Regions from separate parts of the Mus musculus genome. Here region 2 is linked to region 1. Evidence: chromatin loops called from intact Hi-C (ENCODE). Cell type or tissue: heart. All regions are shown on one strand. Each heading gives the region's core, and the rest is flanking DNA. Links, peaks and the distances in the headings are about the cores only.

Evidence for each region. A loop is a pair of places that touch in the nucleus more often than their neighbours do. Peaks named below come from ENCODE experiments on the same cell type or tissue, not always from the same donor. Only the 100,000 strongest peaks of a DNase experiment are listed, where the experiment ranks them.
Region 2: it touches region 1 in a loop (3-fold over the local background); 1 of 42 quality-filtered maps calls a loop at or near these places.

Annotation. Positions count from the first base shown.
Region 1 is chr4:48,470,051-48,480,889 of GRCm38, forward strand. It overlaps Tex10 (testis expressed gene 10), which reads right to left and starts at 3,413. Exons shown (of 15, transcript NM_001355740.1): 1 at 3,216-3,413; 2 at 1-22. The coding sequence starts at 13. In heart, for the core only: no CTCF peak of the experiment used is centred there; a DNase peak (open chromatin) is centred at 3,411; H3K4me3 peaks cover 2,479 bases; H3K27ac peaks cover 1,345 bases.
Region 2 is chr4:48,273,961-48,284,867 of GRCm38, forward strand. Erp44 (endoplasmic reticulum protein 44) reads right to left here and starts at 5,629. Exons shown (of 12, transcript NM_029572.3): 1 at 5,424-5,629. The coding sequence starts at 5,480. It overlaps Invs (inversin), which reads left to right and starts at 5,800. Exons shown (of 17, transcript NM_010569.4): 1 at 5,800-6,015; 2 at 9,266-9,395. The coding sequence starts at 9,290. In heart, for the core only: no CTCF peak of the experiment used is centred there; a DNase peak (open chromatin) is centred at 5,751; H3K4me3 peaks cover 2,535 bases; H3K27ac peaks cover 1,959 bases.

The DNA.
Region 1 (10,839 bases), core at 1-8,000:
TTTTTTTGGTCATTCTTTAATGCTGTCAGAAAGAATGGAGACAATGATTAAAGCAAGGATAAGCGGTAAAAAAATAAAAATATTGTTTTCCAATATTTCTATTACTCTAACACCTCAAACATCACCATGAATCATGCCATCAATAACAATGCCGAAGAATCAGAATAGACAACAGGCAAAAAACCATTAAAGCATGCAAGAATTAGTTTGGTTAAGAAATGCTGAAAACAAGTCATTAACAACAACAACAAAAAAAAAAAAAAAAGGAAAGAATCTTGTTCTTTAACAAAATTCTTTCTTTGCAAGGTTTTCTGAACCATATAAAATTGTCAATGTGCAGTGGTGGCACACGCCTTCAGTTCCAACACTTGGGAGGTACAGGCAGGCAGATTTCTGAGTTCGAGGCCAGCTTGGTCTACAGAGTGAGTTCCAGGACAGCCAGAGCTACACAGAGAAACCCTGTCTTACCAAAAAAAAGAAAAAAAAAGAAAAAAGAAATTGTCAGTGTGCTACACAGAAACCTGAAATTTTTTGGTGTTCTTTTTGTTTGGTTTGGTTTGGTTTTTTTCCCCACTCTGGAACATACCACAGGTACACTTCTGTTAGAAATGCACAGTACTCAGGATTTAACAAAGTGTGAAAATTTTGCTATTTTTAATGAAAGAGATAATTAGGTTAAGTTTCATGAATCAAAGCTAGATGCTACAAACCAATCAAACAACAAATCAAATCAAAACAGAACAGAACAGGTAGGACCCAAGCAGGCAGTAAGGAAGAATGAGTATCTTATGAGCAAGAAAGCCAGGTAAAGGTCAGGAGTGGGAACATGCCTGCTAAGGACAGAAATAAAGGCACATTTTCATCGTTATAGTCGTAAATAAAAAAACAAAAAAACAAAACAGTATCCACCCTCTGCACCCCTCCCCCACCCCAAAGGTAAGCAACAAGATAACAGGAAATGTGATTTAAGAGGAATAAGAAAAGGACTAGTCAGGCCACTAAGTAAACAACTCAAGCACAACCAGATCACCTTGTACTTTTCTTCATTCTCCATTACATTCTTTCACCTTCCATTCCAATTTTCTTGCTCACCAACCCTTTAATCTGCATGCTTCCTGCCCATTCCAAAGTCACTGGCTTTAAATAGTCCTTATTTCTACCCGATTACTACTCAAGCTTCCCACTGGTAAATGCTTTGTCTACACTGTCTCCTCTATGAGCCCCTGGCCATGGTCATCAGACAGCTTTCTACACACAGATGTGACAAGGACAGGGAGCTTTCCTTGCTCTTATTCTTTATAAATGGGGCACTCCCTAACCATGCCAAGGCACCAAGCCTCGGCAGGCACTCAGGTGGCTCCCACAACCCTCTCCAGCTTTTCTTAAAGCTCCTTTCACATTCTTCAAAAATAATAAATTCTGTCTTCCACTGCACACCCAGTTGAGCACTTCTGGTCTAACAGAATTACCTTAGGTCATAAAGTCATAATGCTACACATGGGAGATTTAAAAGTAAATAAATAAAAGTTTACAGTGCTGATAGAATGAATGGATGAATGAATGAATTCTGCTAAGACAGCATATCCAAATTCATAGATTTATGACCTTAGGACCCCTTAAGTAGAAGTTGCCTACTACACAAGAGGCTAAGAGCTGGCTTTAAAGGGAGCACAGTGCATTTGCCTGTGTCAATACTAGACCTGCAGAAAGACTGCTTGAGCTCAGGCACTTTGAGGAACCTGATCAATACAGCAAAATACCATCTCCATTTAAAAAAAAAAACTATTTCTAGAATCGGTGTGATTCTTATCCAAACATATTTTCTACTGTGGTTATGTATCTATAAGCCAAGGTACAGTTACCAGATTTTACCAGATTAAATAAGTAATTGCCCTGTCCATGCTTACCATACCCAGAGCTGTAAGCTGACAGTTGTTTCAAGCACACATGCATGTGTTAGTCAGCCTCAGGACCAACACCTACCAAACATACAAGCCTCACACACCCAGAAAGCCCCGGGACTCATCCCTTTTAATACAAAGCTGGTTTTTACCTATTAAGCAAGCATACTCTGTAAGTTTTTTCTTACAATTTTATCAGTAGTGTTTCCAGAGATAAAAGAAAACGGTTCACAAGAAAGAAAAATTGACCCTGTGACATCTTGCATTATCCTCTAGGCACTCTTTCACGTGTGATGATGGGTCGGTCGGTCTGTCTCTAGCAATCTACATCAGACCTCATTCTCAGTAAGTTGTGCCGTATCACTTCAAGTACACTCTCATCAGTCTGCTAGGAAAATTATGAGGGCTAATAACTTTTAAATCTCGACAATTATTTACAGAAACATACTGACAATTTTTTTCCCACTAGGAACTTGGTTAAAGTTCCATTAGATGCTGCTATTATTTCCATTTAAAGATTTTCGTAACACTGGAAGTCAAATAGCTCTACTAGACTAGACCACTTTTACAGCAGTAGATAGTACAAGGAAGCTAACTCCAGCCTCGGAGCCTGAGCTCTCACTGGACTTGATCACCTTTTTGGTAAGCTTGAAAACTCACATACACATACACATACACATACACATGCCTGCTGCAGGTCAGTCTTAATGCTAACCTGAGCGGAAGAAAGACTGCAACTTAAGCAGACTCCCAAGTAGTTTGCCCTGCGGCCAGCCCATTACCTTTCCTCCTTATTTCCAACTATTCCCGCTCTCCAAAAGAAAGGAAGAAATCAAGGAGAGAAAGTAAGCATTGCAGCAGTTGGCCTACGGTGATTCTCTCCAACCCTTCGCGTCTCCAAAGTTCCCCAAATTCGAGGGGGCAGAAAGAGAGGGTCCTCCGTCAAGGGGAGGGGGAGGAGGGCAGCGATCAGATCCGCCCGCCCGTTTTCGAGCTCGCACACCAAAAATGGAAACTCCGTTTGTCTTTTTTTTTTTTTTTCCCAAAGAAAAACCATGGTTCCTATACCTCAGTGGACGTCGAGTGGAGTCTCTGGCCCGACCCCCACACGCCGGCCTAACACCCGCCGAGCCTCCGAATCGGACCGCGGCCGCTTGAGGCGTTTCGGAAGCCCCTCGGCCGGCTCTCACGCTCGGGGTGGGGGGACAGCTAGGACCCCGGCCGCCCTACCCGCCGCCACAGTCCGTCCCTCCGCCTGGGCCTCGCGTGTCCGCGCCCCAGAAGAGCCGTGCAGGACAGACAGACGCCGCTCACCTGAGAGCCCGGACGGACCCGGAACGCGGAGACGCGGCGGAGAGCGAGCGACCGTCAAGCCCCGCAGGAGCACGCCGTGAACCGCCGGCCGCAGGCTTTCCGCTCGCTCCCAGAGCGTGTTTTCAAATCGCCTCGTCCTCACGCGGACGCGTCTCCTTCCGCCGCCCGGAAGTGGGGGCCCTCCCTCGCCGCGCTCACGTGACCGCAGGTCGCAATCGCGCGCAGCCGGAGGGCGGGTCCAGATTTGCACGCCACGCCCCCTCTAAGAGGGGCTGCGCCGGAAGCTGGAGGAAAGAGAGGAGGGTCTAGGGTCCAGCAAGCCGAGTCAGGTCTTCCAGCATCCTTGGCTTGGAGGATGTTGGCTGGTTACAGCTTGAAAGGCGGTCTTCTCCCCCCAAGGACTTCAGTTCTTCAAACCTGGAGCTAGAGAAAAGTATAAACTGAGCTTAATTGAGGAAGGAAAAAGTTTCGGACAGCAAAGATAGCATTTCTGGGAAGGGTAACCTGGACTAAAGGCAAATAGACAAATGCTAAGAGGTTACAAACTATACCTTGTGGCAGAGTCCCGGAAACCTAGGACAGGGTTTTCCCCAATTCAACATTTTCAGCATATAATTAACTTCTACTAATCAAAGTAAGTGGATTTAGAGAAATTTGAGACATTAAAATGCCTACAAAGAAGATGTGAAGAAAGAAATCTTGAAAACAAAACCATCTAAAGATTGACTTAGCCACATATAAGGAAAAGCATACAGATAGAGTGTCAGCCTAGAGTCAAATTTGTCTTTGCAGCTTCCTACATATAAGAACTAGAAAAGCCTAATACCTTATATTGAGGTTCAATATACGAAGTAGGGATAAAACGATAATAACTAAATTCAGGAGACCCAAGCATCAGAATTAAGGTCACACCTCCTCTGTGTTAATGAATAAAGAATAAAGCCAAAAAGCCACCACACAGACAACCTCCCCTCCCCCACCGCACCTGCCTTGGGAGTTGATGACATTATATGTAAAACTATAAAATAAAAAAAAAATTATAAAGGCTTATGCCACCTAGATATGCCCCCTAAACTCCAAAATGCTACCAGCTTATTCAGAACTTCTCCCTTCAGCTTTGCAATGTATATCTATCTCAGTATCAACAAGGACTAAAAGATAACTCTGCACATCCATTCTGAAATATTTTCCTACAACCTCTTCACCTTAAATAGCATCCCATCCTGCCAGTTACTCAAGCCAAACCTTAAAAGCTGGCATCTTTCTGAGACCATGTGGCTTCTAACCCAGGAGAAAAACCAGCTGGCTCTGACTTCCACTATTAATCACCATCTCCCTGGCTACCTTCAAGGTCCACATCACCCCGATCAGAGGAAAGAGCCGGGAACACATTTCTCTCCATCTTAGACCCCATACAGTCTAACATTTGCAGAGCAGTTCTCGGAATATTTTTTTATATATGGCAAAGCATGTCACTATAAAACTCTTCGGTGGTTCCCCATGTCACTTACCCCCCCAAATCTAGAGTCCTTCTGATGGCCTCAAATCCTACCATATTGGAACAGTCCTTTGCAGTCCTCTGAGCACTGTTTTGCTATGTTCCCTTTTCTCTCTGTTCCTGTGACCTTCACTTCTTTGCTCTCCTTAAATACAAGAGACGTGTACCCCTTTATCTTTCTAGTTAGACCTTTTCTTTATATTCCTATCTGCCTGAAGTACACAACCCAGTAAATCCACTGGACAAATTTCCCTCACTTGAATTTGCTCAAACATCTTCTACCTTCAAGGTATGCCTATCCTGGTGGCCTGAATTAAAAATCATAACATATTGTCCTACATATAGACATTTCCTTCCTCTGCTCAACATTTTTCTTTCTTAGGGTGTACCACCTTCTAATGTACTGTATAATTTACATACCGCTTACTACCTGTCCCCCTCACTCACCACTAAAATATATGTTTCATGTTGCACCTCTGTTTGGTTCAGTCTATATCCTAAATACCTAAAATAGTGTATGGAGCATAGTAGGCCCACAATAAATATCAACAAAACACATGCTATTTGGTAATGTTCAGCCATAGTTCTTTTGTTTCCTATTTTGGTGTAGAACAGAGATTATAGACTCAGAGAAAAGCAGGCCTGGTGGCTTTGTGTGTGGCTAATATAAATATTAATGGTGTGGGAAAAAAAAAAAGCAGTCACTTTCGAACAATGGGCAATATTTACCCTGAAGGAATGCAGAGCAAAATTAAACCCCCAGAAATGTTTATAAGAAATCTAGTCTTTAAATATGGGTAGTGTTCTTTGGATTTGAAGTTGGTCCCCAGCTAACCACACCATTGAGAGGTGATTGACGCTAACTCCATGGATGATTTAATTAGCTTACCATTGATAAGTTCAGACTGAATAAGCAATAAGAAGTAGTTTTGGTTAGAAGGAAAGGCTGGTGGGGGTGAAGCGCTCCTGGCCCTTTTGAGTATGCCTCTCTCTCTCTCTCTCTCTCTCTCTCTCTCTCTCTCTCCTTCTCGGCCACTTCAAAGTGAGCCTGTCTTTTCTAGGTGCCACAGGGCCAAACCAGCAAAGCCGGTTGGCCATGAAGTGAACCCTATGAAACCATGAACCAGAGTGAATCTTTCCTCTTTTAAATTGTTTATCTCAGGTGGTTTTTGTCAGAGCCATAAAAAGTGACTGACACAATTGCCAAACAGATAACATTCCCCCTGAGTTTTAAAACTGTGTGTGCCAACAAAACAGTTATGAACAGGCTGCTAGTTTATTGTCTCTACTCTAAAACATGAAAACTGTGAGCATAAAGACTGGACTTCTCAACTTGTAAGTGACAAATTCTACAATTACAAGGAATATCTACTTAGAGATCTTTGTTACATAACAATACTAATTAGCAAGATTTCTTGACCTAGGCCAGAAAAGCACTGTTTACAGTAAACAGGCATTCTAGAATGTAAAGAGGAGTGTATTCCTAACACTCGCTAATTGGCCACACAAGTGTTCATTTCTTTGGCCCTTACAAAACCAATTGGCTAAAATAATAGAAATACATTGGCCTTCAGTTCTGGAGACTGGAGTCACTAGAAATCAAGACATCAACAATGTTGATTGCTCTTCAGACTAAGAGAGAGAATCTGCCCTATTCCACTCCTTGCTCCTGGAAGCCTTAGATATTCATTGCAGATCCTATTCTCTGTATTGTGCACATCGACTACCCTGTAGGTATGCCTCTGTGTGTATGTGTTCAAGCTTCCTACTTTCATAAATAATGCAAACTAAGGGGTCTTTGAAATGAGACAGCCTGAGGGTCTTGATCAGGTTTGTATTCAGGCAGGAAAAATCTGAAGCACAATACGTAGCACGGCAAACAGAAACAACGGTTTAGAAAAGATGTTTATTGGGGGATGAGCAGATGCAGAGAGAAAAAGGACCCACTGCAAAGCACAAATCCAGTCTTGAGGCCTAGTGGTCCTCTCAAGTGTTTAGTGTTGGTCAGTTTGAAGAAAGCTAGAACGGTTTGATTGGCCCAGAACTGTTGTGTGACATGGCCTAAGCAGGCCTTGAGCCTGTCCATCAGCAGGGGGCCTATTGGCTTATCTCAGATTTTGTCTCCTATTGGGCTTTGTAGGCTTTTGTCTCCCAATAGGAGACAAAATCTTACAAAGCCTTAATTTTAAGCTGCCAGGCTTTTGGCTCAAGTCAGGAGGGTGAGGAACAAGTTGGCCCTCTTGGAAATCTACCACCTTTCTTACTTCACCATGGCTCCCCTGCCAGTCTGCCCAACAGGGAGTCTGCTTCTTACTGGCTACTCCTAGTGTCTCATAAAGATACCACCAATCACATAAGATTGAACATGCCCTAATGACCTCATCCTAACTTGATCATTCCTATGAAGACCTCATTTCCAAATCAACACATCCAAGGAAACTGGAAGTTAAAATGTCAAAATGCCCTTCAGGGGACACAATGCCATCTGTATAGATGTCAAGATCTGTATCCCTACATCTCTACAATATATTAACAACTTCTTTCCCTTTTTATCTATGCTCTGAAGCATGACAAAAATCCTAGCTTAAGCCATACATTTTTGTGGAGTTGAATTGCTAGTCATTAAGCTAGTGCCCTTCAGTTTCAAAGTTATTGCCTGGGCTACATAGGGAGAACCCTACTGCAGGAAAATACAAACAGAAACAAACAAGGGGGAAAAAAGGATCAAATGCTTACTTGAAATGTCAAAAATGGAAGAAAGGACAATGAGCTACCACCAGTGAACAACCACAGGAAGCAACTACTTCCATATATCAAAGACAACAAATGGACAGAGTAGGGGATGATAGATGTGAGTGCTTAAAGATAGAATCCACGTAAGACTTCCAGAGACACAGACATGTTGGCTACTGCCACAGAGGTGGCTTAGTGACACTTCTCTGAAAGAGGCAGAAAACCTGTGAACTGTAATCAAAGGCAGCGTCAGAATGGAGTAGCCACCTAGTAACCACTACCTGTGCTCCCGTGACAGTGACTAGCAAGGGACAAGCAGAAAAAAAGCAGTTCCCTTCTCTCTTCTTCCTTTGTTCTCCCACTCCAGGCTCCCATGGGCAGGCAGCAGCAGGGAACCAACTAGCAAAGAAGAAATTAATGTGGTTTGTGGATTTCCAGACCCAGCATCTCAAAGCAGAATACAGACAGGTATCTTTGAAGCTGGGGATATAGCTTAATGATCAGCACTTCAATGCTATAAAAATTTAAACAATGGCATAAAAGGACATATGCACCAGGGAAAAATTATACAATGCCCATGTAATTTAAGAGGTTAGAGGTTTGTTTTTGTTTGTTTTGTTTTGTTTTGTTTTTTTAAGGCAGGAAGCCTTGAACACATTAAAGAGAAAACAGATGTGTTTCACAATTTAAATAGAATTACATGGGGTGTGGTATGAACCTTAGCAGTAGAGCACATGCCTGGAATCAGGGAGGTCCTGGATATGATCTCTGACCTGGGAAAAATTATATATGATGTTTAATTTTAAGAGAGACAAAAATTATGAATGACAACTCAAAACAAATTATTGAGATTATCAATGAACAGTGATATCAACAAGACAGAGAGCAGACTGTTCAAGTTCACTAGGCTGCTTGATCTATGACACCATTTAATTCCAATGTTCCTCTGATCATTTCTTTGTCCAGATGACCTGCCTGTTGGTGAGGGTGGAGTATTGGAATATCCAATTAATTAATCTAATTAATTAATTAATCCACAGTGATTAATGTGTTGGGATTAAAGTGTGTCACACCTGGCTTTGAAGTGTACCTGTTTAGAACTGTAATGCCCTGGTGATGAGTTGTTCCTTTAGTCCACACAATTTTCTTTATTTATGATTAATTTTAGTTTGACATCTGTTTGCTTCCTAGTTCTATTTGCTTTGAATAGCTTTCTCCATCCTTTCGGTCTAAGGTGGTGTCTATCTTTGATGGTGAGCTGTGTTTCTTGGAGACACCAAGAATGAAGACCTCCTGATTTCTAATCCATTCTGCTAGTCTGTGACATTTGATCAGAGAATGAAGGCCATTAACATTTAGGGTTACTATAGAAGGTCATGTATTAGTTCCTGTCCTTCTTTTGATTTTGTGTGTTTTTGTCCCCCTTTGTTTAACTGCCACCTAGCATCATCAATTGTTTTCCCCACACCCTCTTGGAGGTGTTTATCAATCTCTTCAGCCTGAAGTATTCCTTCCAGAATCTCTATAGAACTTGTTAGGTGGTTACACATGTCTTTAAGCCTGCTGTTATTATGGAAAGTTTTTCTTTCTACAGTTATGACTGAAACCTTGCCAGGTGCATGATTCTGGTGTGGCAGCCCCAGAACAACTTTCTTGGGCCTGGAGAATGGCTCAGTAGTTCAAAGCACTTGTGCAACTCTTCTTATCACATAGTCAACTCACAAGTGCCTGTAATTCCAGTTCCAGGGGAGTTAGCACCCTCTCCTGGCCTCTGTTAACACCAGGCACACACATGGTGCACAGACATACATGCGGGTGAAACATCCATATACATAAAACTAATAAATAAAATCATGTGCTTCTGTTTATATGAATTTCACCATTTTGAAAAATGAGTCTTTAGAGGGTGAAAGATAATGAAAGATGACATAGAGTGGTACCTGGGAACCTCCATGGGCAGTGGAAATGATCTGTTCTCTGTCCAAGTCTGGGTTACAGATGGGAATACATTTTTCAAGGTTTATAAGCCTGTTTTCTTAGGCTCTCTGTGACTCATGATTTTAAAATTATGACTTTATGATACAAGCAGCTTTCTCACCACTTTCACTAAAATATTTGCTGTGTTTACACATATTTACATTTGACTTTATGCCAAAAATTGTATATACATGTATACACAATTCCAAATTTCTCATGATGATTATATAGCTTAGGTATTATACAATCATAAATGGCCTAATGCTAGCAGCAGTTAAGTAACTTAATGTCACACAGAGCCCGGCAGTGGTGACACACACCTTTAATCCCAGCACTTGGAAAGCAGAGGCAGGTGGATTTCTGAGTTTGAGGTCAGCCTGGTCTACAGAGTGAGTTCCAGGGAAGCCAGGGCTATACAGAGAAACCCTGTCTCAAAAATAAATAAATAAATAAATAAATAACAAAAAAGAATGGTACACAGTTAACTGATGACATCATGAAGTCTTGTCATGGTGCTGTTAATTCTCTTACTTCCGATGCCATTTATGATTCAGTCTCATAAACAGAAAAAAACCTGTGTTACTAAGAGTTCAGGTTTACTTGAACTTTAAACAACTTTGACATAACTTCAGACTCATGACCTGTAGAACTATAAGATAACAAATGGTTATTATCCTAAGTCTCTGTGTTCACAAAAGCTTGTCATACCAGCAGCAATGAAAAAACAGATATTTTTGCTTTCTTCCAAATTGGGCACCAGTCACTGCCAAAGGGCTTTCCACAAAGAATGCTACAGTAGCTCCCAAATCTGTAGTAACCTGCAATGCCACCTTGTAAATCCAAGGCCAACCTTGGCTACATAGCCAAGTTGTACTCTGGGCTGCATAATGAGATTCTGTCTCAAAACAACAAACAAACAAGAATCAAAACAAGGGCTGGAGAGATGGCTCAGTGGTTAAGAGCACTGACTGCTCTTCCAAAGGTCCTGAGTTCAAATCCCAGCAACCACATGGTGGCTCACACCTATCTGTAATGAGATCTGATGCCCTCTTCTGGTCTGTCTGAAGACAGCTACAGTGTACTTACATATAATAAATAAATAAATCTATTTTAAAAAATAATCAAAACAAACTGAACAAGAAAATACAAACCAAAGAGAGGGAAAAAAGAGAGAAGGGGGAAAATAAATATAATAGTTTTAGAAAGAATCTTTGGATGGCTGGTCAGAAAGTCATCCAAGCAACTCAAGGTAAAAAGCCACATTGTAATAACATGAGAGGACACCTCATGGTACACCAGGCACAAACAATGAACTTGGTCATTCCCCAAAGGAAAGGGGATCAGAAAGTATTTCTGGGAAAGGTTTCCCTTGTGGCTTAAAGCAGGAGCAGAGTGAGAATAAACATAAAAATAGAT
Region 2 (10,907 bases), core at 1,346-9,345, 190 kb before region 1:
AGCTAATGTTTGCAGAACTATTTGACACAACAGAAAAAAATAGAAACAATAGTAATCTGAGAACACTACACAAAAGTGAGAGACCTAAGTTCAATCTCCAAAACCTCCATAAAAAGTCCAGTGTTGGCATTGTAACCTGGTCAAGAGCCAGCCAGCGGCTGGGAAGGTCCGAGGCTCCCGAGCCAGTCAGCTTAGTCTGGTGAGTAAGTCCCAAAAAGTAACGTTTTACTAAATGGACATGCCAGACTGTCTTCTGATACTCTGGTTTATACCCACAGCTTTGTGCTGCTCCTAGCCTCCTCAGAAAAGTTTCTTAAAGCTGAAGACAGCAGTTAATGCAGAGGCTCATAACTGGTCAAAGTGCCTATCATAATGATAGCGGAGCAGTAGTCAGTCCTGTCTAAAGATGGCATCTTATTGTCCCCTCCAAAGCTCAGGAAACACTGGGGAGAAAGGGATGGAAAGATTGTTGGAGCTGAACAATAAGGTGGTATGCCACAAAAAGATGTCAAATGGACACAAAAAAAGACTATTGTACTCATGAACTCACTGCTGTTAAGGTAACCTGCACAAGGCAGAGTCTATCAGCACTCCCTCAGGGTTAGGGGAGGTATTGGCAGCTAATGACTGCTGGGGGAGGGGGTGGCATTTTCATCAGTGGTGTACCCATCAAAAAGTTGCCCATGCTCATTCAACCAACCTTAACTAAACTCAGTGAGTCATACAGTCACACAGAAAAACACAGACACATGCACACATGCACACATGCACGCACGCACGCACACACACACACACACACTTTTAAAAGGCATTTTATTTGAAAGGAAACTTCTTGGAAAGAAGAAAAGAGACAGAAGAGAAGAGCAGATAATATGGGTGGAAATGACTGGAGCATATTATACATACACATATATGAAACTGTCAAAGAATAAAGTAATTAAGTTAAAATTCTTTAAACTATTGGTCCTGTGGAGGTTTGATGCCCCAGCGTAGGGGGATGCTGGAGCAGTGAGGTGGGAGTTGGTGAGTGGGTGGAGGAGCACCCTCATGGAGGCAAATGGGAGGAGGGAGAGGGACGATAGGATGGGGAGGTTGTGGAGGGGTAACCAGGAAGGGGGATATCATTTGAAATGTAAACAAATAAAATGTAAAAAAAAAAAATTCTTTAAACTAAAGTTTAAAAGTCAGACATGGGAAGGTTAGGATTCTGTGGTCAGTTAGCCTAGCCTAACTAGTCAGTTCAATGAACCAAACAAGTGAGAGATGCCCTCTCAAAAATCAAGGCAGACAACACCCAAAGTCTCTTCTGGCCTCCTGAATGCACATACACATGCAACCTCCAACACATAAACACACGCACACACTCACATGTGTACACATGTAGAACAGTTCCATCTCAACACCTTTAAGATAAAACTTGAAGCTGGAAAGCTATTTTTATAATTTTAAAGTGAAAAGTATGAATAATATATATAGTCTAATCAAACTAGAAAAATACATATATAGACATCAAAGCAAATGACTTACATTAGTTTTTTAAAAGAAATGGCCATAGAAGTAAAAAAAAAAAAATACTAAGTCTTCTTATATCAGCATAAGAGACAAAAATTAGAATTATCTTAACACAATTTGTCTGGTTCTGAAGATCATACGTTTTATATGATTATAAAGTAAATAATAAGTTTTTAGAATCCTGACTTGAAAGATAAATAAGCAAATTTAGCAATACATACTGAGCTAGTGGTTAAAAAAAAAAATCACAAAAACTGAATTACAGATTTCTATTAATAAAACAACAGAGAAACATCAAAACAACATTAAGAGGCTACAAATAGTAATACCAAGAATGTGAGATGCTCTGTATCTATATCTAAGTTACCAAGGGAAAAATGAGATGGGAAAGGAAGCTACAGACTTTAGCTTAGGCTGGTAGCTGATCAGTGGCACAGTGTGTGCTCAGGATGCTCAAGGCCCTGGGCTCAATTCCAGGCAGCCTAACGTTTTACAGGAGACACAGAAACCAACTCGCATGCATGGAGCTCATGTGGTTCCAATTTGAGTGACCAGTTTTTAAAATAAGACACAATTAGGAATATTTAACATCAAGTAGTATCTGAATACATTTGTAAGTGTCACAATAGTGTTTCGGGGGGAAATTAAACCAGTGCCTGGACTCTATGACATATAACTGGGGTACAGCCCAAGCAACTTTGTGTTGCTGTTTATTTGTCTGTTCTGAGATGAGAACAGAATCCAGGATACCCATGAACTGTGTTTTATTAAAACTGTCTCAACTAATTTTAAAGAGCAGCCCATAGTGTAACCCATAGGTTACATTTAAAAAGTTATATAAAAAGGATAAATAACCCACCTGCTATGAATCTAATTAAGGGCTTCCAATAGTATTTTTTTGAAGATTGAACACTTTTATTGTTGACATTAATGACTAAAACTGACACCTACAAAAATCTTAAAAATTAAACTCAGCAGACTCTACCAGTGTTTACTTAGCTCTCTAATTACTTAGCTTCCTAAACCAGGTACTATTTTCTTGGCTTCCTATACATATAGAAAAATAAAAAAACAAAAGCAACAGTAATGAAGGTATTAGCTTATAGAAGCCCAGGACTACCAGAGCTAGTAACAACCTAGAGTCTTAGAATCAAGAGATTAGTGAGATGACATCGTCAATAAAACAACTGGAATAAAGGGTTAAAATCTCTAAAGTTAACAGAGAATATCTGACACAACTCCATTCAGATTTATCCATCCCTCTCTTACCTCACATTTTCAAAACTTACACACGACCAGCGCAGAGAGCACAAGCTAGGGAAGGTAAGCAGAAAAGAAACCGCTTCAGTTCTCAAGCAACCTGTCTCTGACACAAAGGAGAGAGGGCCAATAGCACTCAATGAAAGAGTCATCACAGAGTCTGTGGTTTGATGCCCATGCAGGAAGGCTTTCAAGGCATACAGTGATGTAGTCTAGAATACTTTTTTTCCCCCTAGAATACTTTTGAGATAAGGGGAAAAAAATTGTCATTTGATTCCTGAAATTTAGTGTTATAACTTCAGCTATTATTTTATGATCCCTACATATTTAAGAAGGTCTTAGTAGGTCTTTAAAACTGAGGTAGAGTGCTTCTTACTATGGTAAGAGGATATATGGATGTTGAGAGCCAACCACTTAAGGGAAAAAATGATGACCTAAGCTAAACGGGAGCTGGAGTTTTCTATGTCTGCCTGTGAAAGGCATCAAGTTGAAGCCTGAAGGGAACTCAGAGGATTATTCATTAGACAGGTGGGATACTGAGTAAGCAGGTTCCGTCACTGTGACTGAATTAGCAGTCAGACAGGCTACACACTGTTGAGATTAAACCAATGCTCTATGAATATTTGCTAAGCTAGTTTAAGACGAGTTTAAAATGATTAGAACTAAGTAAGCAAATACTATGCTCACATGGGCGCTAACTTGACTTGTGCTTCTGGTTTATGAGAACTTCTGAGGCTTTGCTTTCAGACCATTCATCTTCACAGGAGTTCTCTGAAATGGCTTCTGGGCTTCTTCTGGTCCTATCATCTATCTTTGCTTGGAAAGACAAACACACAATGTGTTTTTAACTAGACTTTAGGAAAATGTAGGCTTTATTGGAGAAGAAATCTTCACTTAGGTATTTAACAGGGTTGATAAATTCTCTAGAAAAAGTCTGTGTTACTTAGAAATAAATGTCCTCATTCTGTTTGGTTTTGTTTGTTGGTTTTTGAGACAGGGTTTCTCTGTATAGCCTTGGCTGCCCTGGACCTCACTCTTCTTAAACTTAGCTCTAGTGACATTTTCCTACAGAAATGTTTCAATGTTTCAATTTCTTAAGAATGTTGATCTTTGAACTTCTCAGTCACCTAAAAATAATTTCTAACAGACAACTCTTTTTAAGGCTGAGGAAAAGATTAGTAATTAGTATCCTTAAGAAGTATATGGCCTCTTATTAATGCAACAGTTCTAGAAGGTGCCACAGTACATAATAACACACATACACACACACACACACAGAGAGAGAGAGAGAGAGAGAGAGAGAGAGAGAGGAGGGAGGGAGAGACAGAGAGACAGAGAGTGACAGAGACAGACAGAGAGAGAGAAGAGAGAGAGAGAGATCCTCTATATAGAAGTAATTTACTGCTATATACTTACAAGTGCTAAGAAGACATATGTGGCCTCGTTTATACACAACTGTAGCCTTCAGAACTATTTTCATTTCATTTAGTTTACACTACTTTATTTTGAAAAAAGCAGAGTATTATATATAGCTTTTTAAAAAATGGCTTTCAAGCCATAATGAGAATGAAAAGTATTTTAAGTGCAGACATTAAACTTTTTATGTGATACGGGGGAATACACACTACAAATTAAGAAATCTATTTCTAGACTCAGTTTCGCCTGTAACCAACTACACAGCTTCTTGCAAGTTAATTATTATTCTTAAGCTGTGAAGAAAGTAATTTATATTCAATGATGCTAATCTTAGCTTTCTAAGAATCTACCACAATTCAAGTATTCTCAAATGCTGTCATTACGGTCCAATTAAATTCCTCTCATGTTCACATATGGAGTTAGACCTTCAGTTTTTGTCTCAATTTGACCTTAAGAAGAGGCCAAGTAAGTTGCATACTCAAGATAGACTTCAGAAGAAGAACTGGGGGAAGATTCTTTTCTAAGATGGGATGGTGTTGGGCAGGCAGGGAAGTACCAAGCACCTAGGTATGCAGGAGAGCTGGTTATTCTCCAGTTCAGAGCACTGACCAAGATTTATGTATGCTTCTAGGGTGCAGAGGTTGCAACAAGGCTAGCAGGAGGCTCTAGCAGAGCCTGTCAGATAATCACATCCTCCACCTTTTCAAATTCCTATTCTCCCAGTCGACACCAAACCAGACTCCAGTTCCGGGTTTCCAACCAATCACATTAAGCCACAACAGAGGGCTTTGCCAGCCGGTTTCAAGGATCCAGAGAGAGATTCACACGACCCCAACACCTGTCGGCTTCTAACGCCCCTCCATGTGGGAGAAAACATTAGGTGTACCCTAGGTCCCTTAGGATTCTGGTGCCCCAAGCAGGTCCTCAACGTCCACAAAACTGAAACGAACTCCAGGGGCCTCAGCGGTGACCTCCCTCCCACGGATCACTCACTCCCCCCAAGGCGAATTCTCCTATTTGCAGGTTCCAAGCCCTGACTGTGCTTTCGCAGGCCTTGTGGACCGCAGGCTTAAGGAGCCAAAAGAACGGCCAAAGTGAAGGTAGTGCCCGGGGGTGCACGCCTCGCCAGCGGAGGAGAGTCGAGGCAAGCAGGGGGCTGCACCGTTCCCCCTCGCGGAGGGCGGGAGGCGTTCAGGGACACAGTCGGAGGGTTTGTCACCCCGACATACACTCACCAGGAGCAGCAAGGAGCATCTGAGGTCTGCTAAAGACAGGAAGACCGCAGGATTCATGGTAACGACGGGGTCGACGGCGGGGTCAGGAGGTGGCGGCTGGGACTGGACCGGGCTAGAAAAGGGCTGGGCTCCGGGGCCGGCGGCAGCGGCACCTCGTCCTCTCGACCCGGAGCTCCAGCGGCGAACACCCGGGACAACTTCCAGAGAGGCCTCTCACGCCCTCACTTCCGGGTCCTGCCCATCTCGAAGCACGTCGGGAAATGTAGTCCATACTGTAGTTTCATTGACCATGTCATCGGAGAGCTGGGACTCTCTTTCCCAGTAAGCCCTGTGCCCACGACGGCCAAGCCATCTGTGCGCGGGGCTCTTCGGGATTGGAAGGGACCGCGTACCTCTGTGCCTCCGGGACGGGAACTACAATTCCCAGAGGGCTGTGCAGCCTGGAGCCCCAGGCTACTTCTTCAGAGCTCCCGGGCTCTAGTGTCCTGGGGTCTGTTCCTGTGGGCGCAGTGGCCTGGCTTGGCGGTAGGGGCGGCCCCGTGAGGGTTGTGCCTCCTGGGGCGGCCCCGGGACGCCATTCTTGGAGTCAGGGGTGAGTAGGAAGCGGTCCAGCATCGGCGGCTCGGGTAGGATGGAGAGCACCGCCCCGGGCTGCTGCTGCGTTTTCTTGGCCCGCCTGATCTGAGGTGTGGCCTGAGCCTCCATCCCTGGCCTCCAAGCTGCTGCCTCTTCTTTCTGTGCTACTTCCTCCGTTATATAAGGAGAATCACCACTGGGGCTTCGGTCAATCACTTACCCAGGGTTGTTTCAGAGGGTCCGTGAAACGAAGAGAACAGGGATGGGAAAGCATGCTGTAAACTGTAAAGCGCAGTGCCCAAGTGGCCGTGACCACTTCTTACAGTACAATTACGAAGTAACCAAGTAATAAAGGATTTTAACTTGGTGTATGGTAGCTTTCCAGAATCTTCTGTGAACATCCAGCTAGATCCACGTGCCTGGAAAGTTAGCCACATCATCACTACTTAGGAGGCATTCTTCATTTGTGATTCTCCCTACTCCAGTTCTTTGCTTCAGCCTTCCTGCTGCCTGAAGTGGCCTTACCCTTTTTCTTTCTGGCTTGCCATCTCAAGTGTCACCACTTCTGACATTTGATTCCCCTGACATCTGTCACAGTCACCAAATCTTTCTTCCTAAGCAGAATTTCTTTTTTCTGTGTGTGAGCTCAGCACCACTACGTTTGCATAGCAGTAATTAGAGTGTTTATTGCACAGGCTTATTTTATAATTATTTAATGATGATGATACATTTTAAAGCACTAACAAAGTGGCTTTGATTTCTTTCTATAAAAAATTATTTATTGGGGTGGGGACAACAAGGAAATGAGCATCTCTGCTAAAGGAGAAGAAGGAGGAGGAGGAAGAGGAGGAGGAGGAGAAAGAAGAAGAAGAAGAAGAAGAAGAAGAAGAAGAAGAAGAAGAAGAAGAAGAAGAAAATGATGAAGAACTAGCAACAGCACCTAGAGGAATGGCTTTCCCAGGGAGACAAAATTAAAGTGTAGTGGAGCCAATACTTAAACCCACTATTTCCTAAGGCAGTGGCCTTATCAATGTAACATTCATCATGTTCTCTGACCAAACCCAAGTTTCATTAAAATAAGAAATTGATAAACAGTAGGATTGGTTATGGTGGTATATGCTTGTCCTCCCAGCACTTGAGAGGTTGAGATGGAAGGATCAGGAGTTTAAGGCCAGTGTGGGCTACATAATAAATTCCCAGGCAACCTAGTCTTTGAATTTCAAGACCCTATCTTTCAAAAAATAAAGGGAGAGAAAAGAAAGAAAAGAAAGGAAGGAAGAAAAGAACAGAACTCATTATTCCCTGAAGCTAAACTTTGGTCTGATTTACCCTTTGGACTTGAGACTCACCCATGACATTTCATAGCTTTCACTTAGCACCAGCTGAATACCTATTACTGTGCTGACTGCTAGAATTGTGGTTAAGCAATATAATTATTAAAGAAATAGAAATAACTATTTTAACATTTTTCAAAGTAGCAAGTAAGGTTTTTTTGTGGTCTAGCAGGCCTAAAACTCTGTTCACGTTGGATCCACAATGATGTTTTAGAATTCAGAACAGTACCTAGAATAGTTGGCACTCTACTTGTTAAATAAACAGTTAACCGTTTTAATTTTTCATATTTACTAAGATCTAAAGACACTCTGTGATCATTAACACAACTGAGCCAGGAACTCAAATGTAGTCTACTTTCACTTCACTCATTGTTTTGTAGTCTCTCAAGTGATTTTGCTACAATCCTACATGACACTCTTCGTTCTACCATGTCAGACATGCTCAGACAAAACAGAAGTGGCTCCCAACACTTCTGGTTTTTTGTTTTTTTTTTTTTTTGCCAGATGTTTACTAACATTGTCAGCAAATTAAATGAAAAGCTAACCTTTACTATAATTTACTATTTTCTAAATTAGAACAATTCAATAATCCTTGTCAGTTTCGAAAGAACTACGTCAGAAACATATGCAAGCATGTTTAAGGCTTTCTACAATGTCAGATTTTAGTAAATGACAATAAAATCACAAAGTATAATGGTTCCAATGGTAGCCTTTTGCTAGCTAATCCCACCTACTTTGGTAATCTGGCCAGGGCATATGTAGTTTGTTTTTTTTTTTATTCTGATCTCAATTACTATTATTAACTCTCATATCAAAATGGCACACAGTAAATATGCAGATATGTGGTTTATAGAATGAATACAATGTAAAGAAGCTATGACAGTGCAAGCTCAGGAGTGGGCTGATCAAAAATTCAAGCATATTCTGTCTTGATAAGTAACAACCCTAAAACAGTTTTAGAGCAAGCCGTTGGCTGTTCAAATCAGACCACAAGAGAGTCAGGGTAGAGGGCAAAGATGTAGTTGGCTGCAGAAACAAGAGGACAGAACCAGATTAGAAGAGGAATAGTGGATTTGGGTCCAGACAGGCTCATAGGTGGATGGGCAGATAGCAGTCAAGTAGGCCAAGTCAAACACCCAGGGACCCAGCTGACCCTCAAGGAAAGCTAAGAACTGTGCTTGCCAGTCCTTAGTGCACACATCCACTAGAACTCAGAAGATAGTCTGGTGGGGGGTCATTGCCCCTGCGTTGCTGGGTGTCTTCCACCCCATGGTTAGGAAGTTACAACCCACCCTTGGTCTGACATGTCCAGTAAGTGGCTTCCTTGGTATGATTTTAATATGCTCATATCCTCCCATGGTCTCAGTATACCTTGAAAAGTGTATAGGATGCCGCCCTCTCTGTTCTCAGGAGTAAGTCATTGATCAGTCTGTGCTTCAGTGGTAGCTGGGCAGGAGTTAGTGTTTTACTTCCATCCAAGAGCACAGTCATCATCTACCCTCAAAACAGAGTTCAAAAGCAGCTAATAAAGTGGAGTGTCTCAGGACCAGGCACAGGCCGAAAACCCTCCATTTTACTCAATATGGAGTAACTTAAAGCAGGACGCTGGCTAACCTCAACAAGTATTGTATGGAATCATATGACCTTCGAATGTATTAATCTTAGAAGTCAATGTGACTTTTAAACTCTATGCCTAATGGAAATGTCATCTTTTCTCATTCCTTGAGAAAGATCTCTAAAGAGCCCAATTTTCTAATCTATAGTTAAGCAAGTTGTACAGAAGCCATCCAATTTGCCATGTCAGCAGTTGTAGAAGTAGGAGTGAGTTTTTAAGTCCTATTTAAATATCTATAATAAATCATATTTGGCACTCACAAGACAGGTTTGAGAAGTATTTCTGCTTGTACTCACTGTACTCAATTTCTGTTTCAGGTCACTAGGATTGTGGAGAAAACTATGAACATATCCGAGGATGTACTCTCTACGGGGTCCTCATTAGCATCTCAGGTTCATGCCGCTGCAGTTAATGGAGATAAAGGTGCCCTTCAGAGACTCATTGTTGGTAAGCAGTCCCCTGTAAACTTAGATGCTGTGTCTGACTGGAGAAATGGTTTATTTGGTAAAGTTGTCTGCCGCACAAGCATGAGGACCTGAGCTGAGAAGCCAGTGTGGTATATCTGTAATGCCAATTCTGATGTGAGGCAGACAGGAGGATCTTTACAACTCATGACTGGTCAGCCTGGCTGAATTGATGAACTCAAGGTTCAGTGCCTGTGACATAGCTTAGCAAGTGAAGGTACTTGCTGCCAACCTGAGGACTTGAGTTGGATTCCTGAGACCTATCTGGTGGAAGGAGAAAAACAACACCTGCAAGTTTTCTGACTGCCGCATGGATATTATACCACACACACACACACACACACACACACACACAAAACTCCTGCAAGTTCTCTGACTGCTGCATGGGTATTATACCACACACACACATTCAAATATCAAATGAATATATAAATGTAATTTTTTTTTAAGGAAAAAGGTAGAGAGCAATTGAAGATGGGACCCAGTGCTGACTTCTGGCTTCTGCATGTACGTGGTTACATATACAAATAACAAAGAAATGCAAACTAATAAAAACAACTCTGTTCTTAGGGAGTTTATTGATCATTTAAATTTATAATACACTTAAACATTTAAAAATATAGTAGTTATATTTTATTCCAGTGCTTGGACAAGAAAGAAATTAAATCCTGAAGGTTCACAACACGGATTAGGATGAAGCAAAAATTACTTGGTAAATTTACTATACAATATAGTCAAAGTATTTAAGTTTCTAGGGAGAACATTTTGTTCTAGCGAGAACAAAATGAATATTGTACAGAATTAAATCCAAAATGGCTAAAAAACTTCAAGAATTGTCGAAAACCCCAACCCACATAATCACAAGTCTCAAAAGAGAACAAATTGAATGAAAATAAACATTATTTGTAATGTTAATAGATGTTACTGTTTGATGAGGGCATGATTGATTACTTGGGCAGTAAATTTGAGAATACTTGAACCTTCATTCTTGTTTCTTTAGAATAGTTTCAGTTTACACCCCCACATTTCCCACCTGTGAACTCTAACCTCTTGCACACCTCAAGGGTGTTTCTGTTCGTTGGGACTTTTCTCTATACCCTCTATTACCCGGCTCCCCATCACCACCATTTTGCTTTGTTCTCTACTACTAAACAAAGTCTTACTTCTTTAAGGATGAAATAAATGGTCTCAAATTTTGTATGCACTACAAACATTCCTCTCCCTCTTTCAGACACATTATTCTCACTTCACCTCAAGTTGCCTGTATCCATAGTTCCTCCTTGGAACTTGATGTCTGGGGCCTTCACATCACTCGTCTGAATGTTCTGTCACTGAACTAAAACACTTCCAGATCACTTACTGATGAAAAGCCTCCCCGAGCCTTCCAACCTATTATCTTCCCTAGTTTTTAACCATCAGTTTCTGTTTGTCTGTCTCCCTAGTCAGCTTGACTACTTAGTCTACTATTAAAACTTTCTCCTGGAAAAATTCACAT